3 separate regions of the Homo sapiens genome follow, and all the other regions are linked to region 1. A link is a contact called in ENCODE Hi-C or POLR2A ChIA-PET data. All regions are on one chromosome and are shown on one strand. Each heading gives the region's core, a stretch centred on a gene start or an enhancer-like site at or near the end of the contact. The rest is flanking DNA. Distances are from core to core; before and after follow the strand shown.

Region 1 (3,189 bases), core at 216-2,715:
AGAGAGGGATGTACTCATCTGGATGGGATGGCCACTGCCTTCCCAGACTGTCCCAAGCTTGGGACATTCTGATCCCCCTGCAGTCCCCAGGAAGCGGAGCCTCAGAGTCCTCTGGCTTCTAGTCCCTCCTGCAGGCCCTGGGATGGCTCCTCATGGAGAAACCAGGTTCCCAGTCCCCGGCTGGGCACAGATGGTACCGGGATGGCTGAGGCCATGACCCTACCCCTGTGAGGGGCACAGCTCAAAGGGCTCTGGCCTCATCCCCTGATACCAACCACCATGGGGTTAATCCTGGGGTCGGTGAATTAGGGAAAGCCAGGTAGCCTCTGGGCAGCACAAGCCAGGAGCACTACTGTCCTATGGGTTAGGAGAGGCCCGGGGGAGTGGGTGCCAGACCGGGGCAGCATCACCTCCTACCCAGCTAGCCCGAAAGCTGGTGAACCGTGTGCACCCTCCCCATTGCACCGGTAAAGGGACAGATGCCCCTGCCAGCCCCAGGAGAGCACCTAGTCGCGCACACGGAGTCCCCAGGCACACCTCTGAAGGGGATACACGCTCATCCCTGTGGTGTAGTGTGGGGCTCCGACACGCCACCCCTACACTCCAGGCCGTGTACACACATCACACCGTGCCGGGCACGGGCGGCATCTGCACACCCGCCACATGTGTACGCGTTGATCACACACCAAACGCACCAGGGGGCTGCGCGTTCACACGCGCGCCAACGTGCCCGCAGGTCCGCCACCTCCCCGGTGCCCGGCCGACGCCGTGGCGCGGTGCGTGCGTAAACACAAATGCACATGGACGTGTGCGCACGCCGCCGACCGCCCACCAGGCACGCGGACCCTCGGACCACTCGCCCGGAGCGGCTCCGCCCTCCGGCCCAGCTCTGCCGAGGCCTGGGGCGTCCTCCTTCCGGCCGCCCGCCCGACTGTCCGTCTGCACCGCGGGGCCGCCCGGCCCTCGGCCGTTACCCGGACAAAAGGGGTGGGGGGGGTCCCCGTCTCGATCCCGGGGGACTCGCGGCCCCGCGGGGGCGGCGTATCCCCGACCGGTGGCCCGGTTCCCACCTCCGCCCGCCGCGAGCCCTTGGGATCCGGACGCCGGGCACCGCCGTCGGGAAAGCGGGTCGGGTCTGCGGCCCGGAGGGGGCGCACAGCCGGCACGCGTCCACGCCGTCCGCCCCCGCCCGGCGGCCACGCGGGACACACTCCGCCCGTGGCCCCGGCCCTCGCCCGGCTCCGGCGCCGCGCACCTCGAACTGCCAGTGGGCCGCCTGCAGCAGTTGCTTCGCCTGGTCGGCCGCGCAGCCCGCCGTCAGCACGAACTGGTTGATCATGACCTGGTGCTTGAGCTCGTCCATGTTCACGGACATGGCGCCGCCGCGCTGCCCGCTCCGGCCTCCCTCCTCCGCCCGCGCCTCCGCCTCACGCGTCCACCATTAGCGAGCCGGCTCCGGCTAATACAAATATTTACTGTGCGGCTCTGACTCACCGCGCCTCGCCTCGCTCCGCCGGCGCCGCGGCATGCTGGGATATGTAGTCCCCACGGTGCGCCGGGCGCCCCGGGGGAGCGGGGCCGGCACCCTAGGGGACGCGAAGCCCGGGAAGGGGCGTGTCTGAGCACCGAGCGCCCGCTGTGCGGATGTCCGGGCCGTAACCCGAGCCGGGCGCGTCCACGTCGTCCTCGTTGCTCTCGGTGGCACCCGTGCCCCTGCTCTGGCACGGATGGGGGTCCGCTGGCGGGGGCCACGTCTGTGCATGGGCGCAAATGCCTGACCACAGGATCTTGGCCAAGGCCTGGGGACCGTGTCTGAACTGTGAGCGCCTACTGTGTGTGGATGCCCGGGCCGTGACCAGGGTTGGGGGAGTCCACGTCGCCCTCGTTGCTCTGGGTGGCACCCGGCCCCTGCTCTGGCACGGATGGAGGTCCGCAGGCGGGGGCCTCAGGTTCGTGCATAGGCGTTTTTGCCAAGGCCCAGGAACGGTGTCTGAAAACTGAGTGCCTAATGTGTGCAGGCGCCTGAGCTGGGACCAGAGCCAGTCACGTCCACGTCGCCCTCGTTGCTCTCGGTGGCACCCACGCCCCTGCTCTGGCGGGAATTAGGAGCCCAGAGGCCGGGGCCACAGATCTGTGCATGGGCGCAAACGCCAGGCCACAGACGTCTTTGCCATGCCCCGGGGACTGTGACTGAACGCTAAGTGCCTACTGTGCGCAGCTGTCCAGACCGTGACCAGAGCCAGGCACGTCCATGTCGCCCTCATTGCTCTCGGTGGCACCCGTGCCCCTGCTCTGGCACGAATTGGGGTCCCAAGGTGGGGCATACAGATCTGTGCATGGGCGCAAACGCCGGGCCACAGGCGTCTTTGCTAAGACCTAGGGACCCTGAACCCCTCTGTGATTGGCATCGCTCTGTGTTAAATAGTAGGCACGCCCTTAAGAGAGGGGTCTCTAGGAATTTTGGCCCAAATCGGCTGGTCTAGGCTGAAAGGCCCGGCACACTGTAGGCGCCGACAAATACTCGTTCAGTGAATGAATGAATGAGCCACTTAAAAGCTCCGCCGCACGTCACCGCCTATAGCTAGCCTCCTAGCTCTCCTCACTCAATCTCTCATCGCCCACTCGTGGCATGGGTCCTTCCTAGCCTGGCTCTGGGCCTGCCCCACTGTAGCCCCATGACCCTCTGGACGGCGCCTGGGACAGGCTGGCGGGGCCAGCAGCCTCTGGTGCTTCGGGGTCCCCCTCCCAGCAGTTCTCCCGCTTTCCCACGCAAAATCTCGTGCTCTTTGCCGGAAATCTCGGCCCTTAGCGGGCGGGCGCCAAGGCCCGGCAGAGCCAGTTCCGGAGCGGCCCCAAACTCCCTTTCCCAGAATGCCTCGGTTTATTTGCATCGTTTGGTCCCGGTGACGTCAGCTGAGTGAGGTCGTGCCTCGACCAATGGACAGCCTCGGGGTGTTAGGACCTGGCCATATAAGGTAAACAAAGCTGGTCGCCCAATGAAGAGGCGGCGGGGGCGGGCGCTGGGCCGGGGAGGCCGGGGGCGGAGCCGGGGGCGGGGCGACCGGGCGGTGTTTACAGACCGGCACATGGCGCTTCCGGTTGACGTTGCTGACAGCTAGTGAGGCTTTAGCCCGCTTCGAGCGCCCGGGGGCGGTAAGGCGCGATCATAGCAGCTCTAGGTGACCTTGG
Region 2 (3,189 bases), core at 459-2,958, 240 kb before region 1:
GAGGCTCTTGGAGCCCTCTTTACCCCTGACCCTGGGCATCTGTGGATGCTTCTGAGGGCTTCAGAGGACACAGGGCCAAGGGAAGAGGCAGGGAAACAGTCCGACAAGAGGCTGCACAGCACTGATTGGAAACTCAGATGGTTCTGGGGCCGGGCAGGAAACTCAAGTGAGTGGACAGCTTGGCAGGAGGCAGCAGGGAGTGGTGGGGACTGGGGTGACCCATGAGCCCACATTTTGGCAGAGGGAGCAACCGCCACTCAGCCCCAGCTGAGAGTTCCTGTTCAATGCAAGCTGGGAAGCCCCATTTTAATATGAAACCACCTGATTTTTCAATGTTAGCAGTGCCTTCAAAGTTGTAAAAACTCCCATAAAGCCTGCACTAAATGCACCCAAAGGCCAGCCCCAACCCAGGAACAGAGGTCCGCAAGCCATGCCCTAATCCATGTAGACCGAGAAACGTATGGGTTGTGGAGCCCTGCCAGCCCTGGAAAGGGGCCCTGTGGGGAGAGGGCCCTGTGGACGGGAGGTCCAGAAGGTGACTGTCCCAGCCAGGCCCTGCTTAGCCCTTGACGGCTAGACACAGAGGCCATCCTGCCTTCTGGAGATAACTGAGTCCTCCAGAGACTAGGAAACCCTCCAGCTGGTGTGGCCCAGCCTCCCAGGGATAAGCCTTCAGGCCCCCCAAAGACTAGAGCTAGCCCAGCCAAGGGCCTTGGCTACAGGCCGGGCTGGAGGGGGTGTGGGTGTCCCAAGGCTCTCCGGAAGTCAGGAGCTGAGCTGGGCCCCCAAAGGCTCTGAGGCATGACTGACCACAAACGCGGAGGGGGAGGAGGGCAGAGTGTTTTCCTGGAATCCTCCAAGGCAGGGGATTTTTCTGGACTAGTCCGGCCCCTGGCACCCGCCCCTCCTGCCCAATCAAGGGCCACTGTCAACTGCAGCCCAGGCCCCACCCACCGACGGTGACCACCCCTATGCCTCCACAGCTCAGGCTTGAAGCTGCCAGTAACTGTGGGGCCGTGGGCAGACCACCACTGCCCTCCCTGACACAGCCCCTTCATCTCATAATATGGTGGGGAAGAGAGTCCAGGGCTGCTCACAACTCTTAAGGCTGTCGTGGCTAAGAGGACCCTGAGCTCAGATTTGGCATTGGAGTTTATACTTAGGAGGCTCTTGAAAGGGCTTTGTGTGGGCTGCCAGGAGTTTTTTGAAATTGGGATTAGCTACCAACAATAACACATTGAGAGATTTCACCTAAAAATCTGGATTTCCAGTTTCTCTTCAAAAATCCAAAGCTCTAGCTGGCCCGGGCTGGTCATGAGGACTCAGCCCTTACCAGCCCCACTCCCGCCATCCTGCCTCTCCAGGGCCGCAGAGGCCCTGGGGTGGACTTCTGGCATTTGTCACCTGCCTGGTGCCTCATAGGCATCTGGGCTGTGACGCTTAGGATTCCTAAATAGTCTCTCGCTTTTTACACAAAAAGCAGAAACCTGCCCAGTGTCATCCGGCAAACCCACGACGGGCAAGGTCTCCCCGCGCAGGTCAGGTGGCCGCAGGGTGAGGGCCAGGGCAACCCGGCCCACGAGCCCCTCGGTGGGGAAGGGGCGTGTCTCCACGCGGCTCCGCCCCGGCCAATGGGGAGAGGCCCCGCCCCTGCCGCGGCGGGCCCGCCCCCCGGGACTCTTAAGGCGCGACCTGCCTCCAGCGAGCCGACTCCGGAGCCCGAGCCCGGGGCGGGTGGACGCGGACTCGAACGCAGTTGCTTCGGGACCCAGGACCCCCTCGGGCCCGACCCGCCAGGAAAGACTGAGGCCGCGGCCTGCCCCGCCCGGCTCCCTGCGCCGCCGCCGCCTCCCGGTGAGTTTCTGTGGGGCTGGGGGGCTGCGGGCGGGGAAGGGGGCGCCACGGCCAGGCTGTGCACACGCGCGGGGACCGCCGCCGCGCGCACACACGCACTCTCGGGCGGGACCGCGGCCCCAGCCCCACACGGTCACCTGGGCCGCCCGGCGGGCAGGCCCTGTACGCTCCCTCCCCCGCCGTCCTGGGGCGCCGACAGCCCCGCGGCCGGCCAGGGTGCGCGCCTGAGTGTGCGGTGAGCCCGCGAGGCTGCAAGCAGACAAAATAAACACCCCGTCCCATGCTTCCTCCTCCCACGGCTGGGCCTCCGGCATGACCAGTTTTATGAATCAAACCCCTTTGAGGGGGATAGCCAAGCCACAGGCTTGGGTCACTTTTCCCTCCTGGGGTCCGGCAGTAGGTGCTGCTGTGCAGAAGGGCTGCCCGGGGTCCTCTGGACCCTTGTCACTCAAAGCACAGCTGGGGGCTACAGATATGCAGCCCTAGGGAGGGGCGGGGAGTGGCTGGTGGGCGTCCGATGCCCATCCCTCCAGGTGGGGGATGGACCTGTACTGGCCAGGGCCCTTAGAGCTTCGGGTATCAGGCAGGGTGCCGGGTCTCTGCCTCTGCCAGGGAAGGGGCTTTGCTTGGGCTGCAAACCCAGTGGCCTGGAGCCAGCCTAGTCCTTTGTGTCCCTGGGCTGGCAGTGCTGGGGCCTGAGGACTGCTGAGGTCCCCTGTGGTCACTGGCAGGCCAGCCGATTGGTGCCAACCATTCTGCCTCTCCCCCATTCGTTAACGATTGCCACACCAGGGTCACTGACCGCCTCCCCTGCTGTGGCCCAGGGGTGGAGTGTGCAGGGTGGAAGGAAGAGGTCCTGGGGGTCTAGGTGTCCCCATGCCTGCCTTTTGCACCAAGGACAGGTGAGGCTCTGGAGAGAGGCAGCGGGACCTAGAGCCCCCTTCCCCAGGCTGAGAGCCTCCAGGGCTGGGGATTGGATAAAATCTCCAAGGTCCCTTCACACTAGACTGTACTTTGGGTGTTGAGGGCATAGAGGGGTGGCCGGGCTGGGACCTTCCAAGCAGGGTCCATTAGGGCCAGTCCAGGGGGCAGCAAAGTCCAGGATGGGCCCAGCTATTGACAAAAACCCAACAGAGCTGGGGCAGGCGGGTGGGGGATGGGGAGCAGTCCCCTGAGTTTACTCTCTTCTCCCAGGGGAGTTGGCCTGGAGCTTCTGTAAACAGAGTGTCAGAGGCAGGAAGAGGCTCTGGTGATGAGCAGCCCAGCTGGATCCCCTCCAGACCATTATCTAGCCTCCCCTGGGCCTGGGGAGGGAGGATGCGCACACACATGCCA
Region 3 (3,189 bases), core at 690-3,189, 190 kb after region 1:
CTGTATAGGGCAGAGGGTCTCCCAATGCCTTGGCCGTTTGGGGGTTGAACAGGGAGGTCAGGAAACAGGAAACCAGGCCCAAGAAGAGCCACAAAGAAGTGAAATGGAAAGAGGTGAAGAAAGGGGAAGGGGAAGAGGAAAGGCAGCCTCTGTGAGGCTCTGTGCGAACGGGGTGCATCTAGTGTCTACAAAGGGCAACAGATGGAGCCCAGGAGGGGGGCCTCCCCCCACGCCTTGGTGCCTGGCACAGAGTCGGGTGCAGACTGGAGTTCAGGCATTGGCTGATTCAACTGTGATGTGTGGCCAGCCTAATCCACCAATGCCCATGTTTCACTGGTCCGGACGCCAGGCCAGGCCGTGTGCAAAGAACCCCTCTCCTGCACCTCTTACTGAATCTGCACACCGATCCCGGGAGAAGGTGTGAGGGTTGCTGTCATTTTCCAAAGGAGAAAACTGAGGCCAGAGAGATCAAGGGTCCCGCCCAGAGTCGCAGGGCTTGTACAGAGAGAAAGTGGGAGCTCCCATGCTCTTCCCCATTGGCAGGATGGGAGGGGACAGGGCCGGGGGACTCACCGCCTGGCTGAGGGCATCCCCCTGCAGAGTCAGCACACCCTTCACCTGGTCTGTGCTGTAACATGTGGCGTCAGAGCGGTGCCTGTGGTCACCCCCCCACCACCCAGCCCTCCCTCCCGGCGGGCTGCCCCTCCTGTCCCATCGCACAACCAGCTGGTCTGCAGGACAGGGCTATGGCCATGCCTCCTACCCCCCAAGGTACCCATTTCCCCGGTTTCCGCCTAGCCCAGGCTCACCCACAGCTGCCTAGGATGAAGTTCTCTTGCTTGGCGGGCCCCTCAGTGCCGGAGCCCGGCAGAGTGAAGCGCAGAGAGGCCTCCTGTGGAACAGAGGGAAGGAGGGGAGCTGGTAGCGCCCACTCAGGCCCGGCCCAGTGCTCCTTCCAGAAGCCCCCCTCCCTCCAAGTCAGCGGGGGGAAGGAACAACGTGGCCTGGCCTCACCTGGGTTCAGCTGGGGTGGGAAGACCCTGCCCAAGCCCCCAGGGCACCTAACCGTGAGCCCGATCTCTGCTTATACCACATTCCCTGAACACCTCCTGTGTGCCCGCCTCGGGGAATACAAAACAGACAGGGGCAGCCTCCCAGCTTGGTTGAGGGGGAAAGGGGCAAGGGGCAGAGTCAGGGAACAAGGCAGTAGTTATGGTAACCCGCGGTCCTGGGCCACAGCAAGCACTACGCCGGTTACTTCTGTGAGCTGCCTGGCTCATTTATCTACACCCCAGCCTCGCGAAGCGGGTACTGTTATCTCCCTTTTGCCAATGAGAAAAGGGAGGCCCAGGGAGGTTCAGTGACTTGGCTGAAGTCACACTGCCAGGCAGAGGCAGAATTCTTCGGCTCCCAGATTGGATGCCGCTGCTCCCAAGGCGGCCTTCCCCGACCCGAGGCCGGGCGGGACTCAGGCCCTTGCTAGCACCCTCGTCGGGACCCGCCCCTGCCCGCACACAGGTACTTATATAATGAGGTCGGCTCGAGTTCGCGGAGGCGGGGCCCTGCCTGAAAGCCGCGGCAGCCGCACACTGTAGGCGCTCAGGACGCAGCCGCGCGGCCCCAGGTGGAGCCAGGGAAATGAGGAGGGAGGGCCGCCACGCCCGGCGGGGCAGGGCGCGGGTCGTTACCTTGAGGATGTCCTGCAGCTGCTTCAACACAGCGTGCACCTCGTCGTGCAGCAGCCAGCGGAACTCCTCCTCCTGCGGGACAGACCCGGCGGTCGCGCCCGGCCCCGCCGCCCCGCCGGCCCGCCCGCTGGCCCGCGCGCCTTACCAGCACCGCCCGCTCCGCCGCCGTCGCTGCCATCACGGTGGCCATGGCCGCAGGCCGCCGCCGAGCGCCCTCCCCACCGGCCGCTGCTCCTGTCCACCAATCTTTCTGTCCTCGGTCCTCCGGTCCTCCCGTCCGCCCCCGGCGTCTGGCTCCGCCCCCACCCGATTGGCGGAGCGGGTACCACCCCGCCCCCAGGCCGGCTCCGTGCTCGCGATTGGCTGGCGCCTGTCGGTCCGCCTCGGCCCCCGAAACCTGCGGGAGCCCTGGAACCAGACTGGCGGCTGCGGGAGTGAGGCTCGCTCCGCCTGGCCAGGGACGCGGCCGGCGGCTGCACGAGTCAGGCTTGCTCCGGCTGGCCAGGGACGCGGCCGGCACCAGCCTGGGGCGCCCGCTTGGGGGCGGAGCTCCCGGGGCGCCCCCAGGATATGATAGGGCGCTCTGCTCCACTCGCGCTCACTCATTGGCCGGCAGGACAGTCTGTCCCCGCTCCTCCTCCCTATTGGCCCGCTTGGCTCCATTGGTCGTGGTTCCAACCCTGCCGCGGACCTCGCCGCCACTCCCAAGTCCGTCTCACCCCGGACGCGGAGGTCCCGAAAACCCACCCCGGCCCCGCCGCTGCCTTCTCCTCCCACCCATCTCGCCGAGGACGAGGGAAGCAGGACTCCTGCGGCACAGCTGTGTTACCAAGAAGTGTTTTATTTTTCTTGCAGTAGCTTTGTTAATTGCACAAAATCATGTTTTGTTTTTGCCATTTAAACATTATCACACAATCCTATTCTGAAAGACAAATGTTCATTAAAAACAAAGCAAAAATAAAAATTCACAACCTTAATTACCTAGATTTGTCATTTAAAGGTTTAAAGAAAAAAGGGAGGGGCTTTCTTACAAGCTTTTTCACAAGTGTCACATTTTCTCCTTAAAAGGGAAGGATTTCAAAAGAAAGGTGAAATAGCTTAAACAGAAATATTCATAAAAAGGAACTTTACAGAATTGTCAACAATATTAAGACAAAATTGACTAACCGGTTTCATTACCGCATCTTCCCCCGCCCCCACCCCCAGTGTGTTCCGCCAGGACTAGAACAGGCTTTGTGTTCAGACAGAAATGCTTCAAAATCCCAGTGAAATGAACTGTGCTAAAAACCCGACAGGCATCTTCCCTGCCCTCCCCCCACTCGTCTTCTGCAATCCTCTAACCCAGTTTCTAATCTCTGAAAGGGGCCAAAGCTGTGAGGGGGGAAGGACCCCGCCCTAGTGTGGCCACCCTATATATAATTACATATTGCATCGTAAATGCTGGCCTTCCTTCTGCAAATTATGATTTTGGAAAATCCAACCCATGCAGAGGGATAAAAAA

The links. A loop is a pair of places that touch in the nucleus more often than their neighbours do. ChIA-PET counts read pairs that join two places held with the same protein, here RNA polymerase II (POLR2A). Pooled maps may share reads with other maps.
Region 2: a map of naive thymus-derived CD4-positive, alpha-beta T cell shows a loop between it and region 1 (13-fold over the local background). The contact joins the promoter of VASN here to the promoter of UBALD1 in region 1. A Hi-C loop is called at or near these places in 1 of 168 maps with a recorded cell type or tissue (naive thymus-derived CD4-positive, alpha-beta T cell) and 7 of 50 pooled maps. POLR2A ChIA-PET finds 5 or more read pairs at or near these places in 2 of 52 experiments (PC-9 and Panc1).
Region 3: a map of CD8-positive, alpha-beta T cell shows a loop between it and region 1 (17-fold over the local background). The contact joins the promoter of ROGDI here to the promoter of UBALD1 in region 1. A Hi-C loop is called at or near these places in 6 of 168 maps with a recorded cell type or tissue (CD4-positive, alpha-beta T cell, CD4-positive, alpha-beta memory T cell, CD8-positive, alpha-beta T cell and 2 more), 16 of 37 single-sample maps with no recorded cell type and 23 of 50 pooled maps. POLR2A ChIA-PET finds 5 or more read pairs at or near these places in 8 of 52 experiments (CD4-positive, alpha-beta T cell, CD8-positive, alpha-beta T cell, HEK293T and 4 more).

The regions. Positions count from the first base shown.
Region 1 is chr16:4,613,423-4,616,611 of GRCh38, forward strand. It overlaps UBALD1 (UBA like domain containing 1), which reads right to left and starts at 1,466. Exons shown (of 3, transcript NM_145253.3): 1 at 1,256-1,466. The coding sequence starts at 1,375. RefSeq lists silencers at 647-816, 897-1,006, 1,047-1,146, 1,487-1,726, 2,970-3,189 and enhancers at 1,678-2,250, 2,251-2,822, 2,660-2,919.
Region 2 is chr16:4,370,140-4,373,328 of GRCh38, forward strand. VASN (vasorin) reads left to right here and starts at 1,709. Exons shown (of 2, transcript NM_138440.3): 1 at 1,709-1,854. The region is part of intron 9 of CORO7-PAM16 (CORO7-PAM16 readthrough); the gene reads right to left. All of the region lies in intron 9 of CORO7 (coronin 7), which reads right to left. RefSeq lists an enhancer at 1,091-1,916.
Region 3 is chr16:4,800,694-4,803,882 of GRCh38, forward strand. ROGDI (rogdi atypical leucine zipper) reads right to left here and starts at 1,940. Exons shown (of 11, transcript NM_024589.3): 1 at 1,834-1,940; 2 at 1,689-1,760; 3 at 810-892; 4 at 574-628. The coding sequence starts at 1,878. GLYR1 (glyoxylate reductase 1 homolog) reads right to left here. Exons shown (of 16, transcript NM_032569.4): 16 at 2,510-3,189. RefSeq lists an enhancer at 1,448-1,948 and silencers at 1,454-1,513, 1,554-2,343, 2,236-2,447.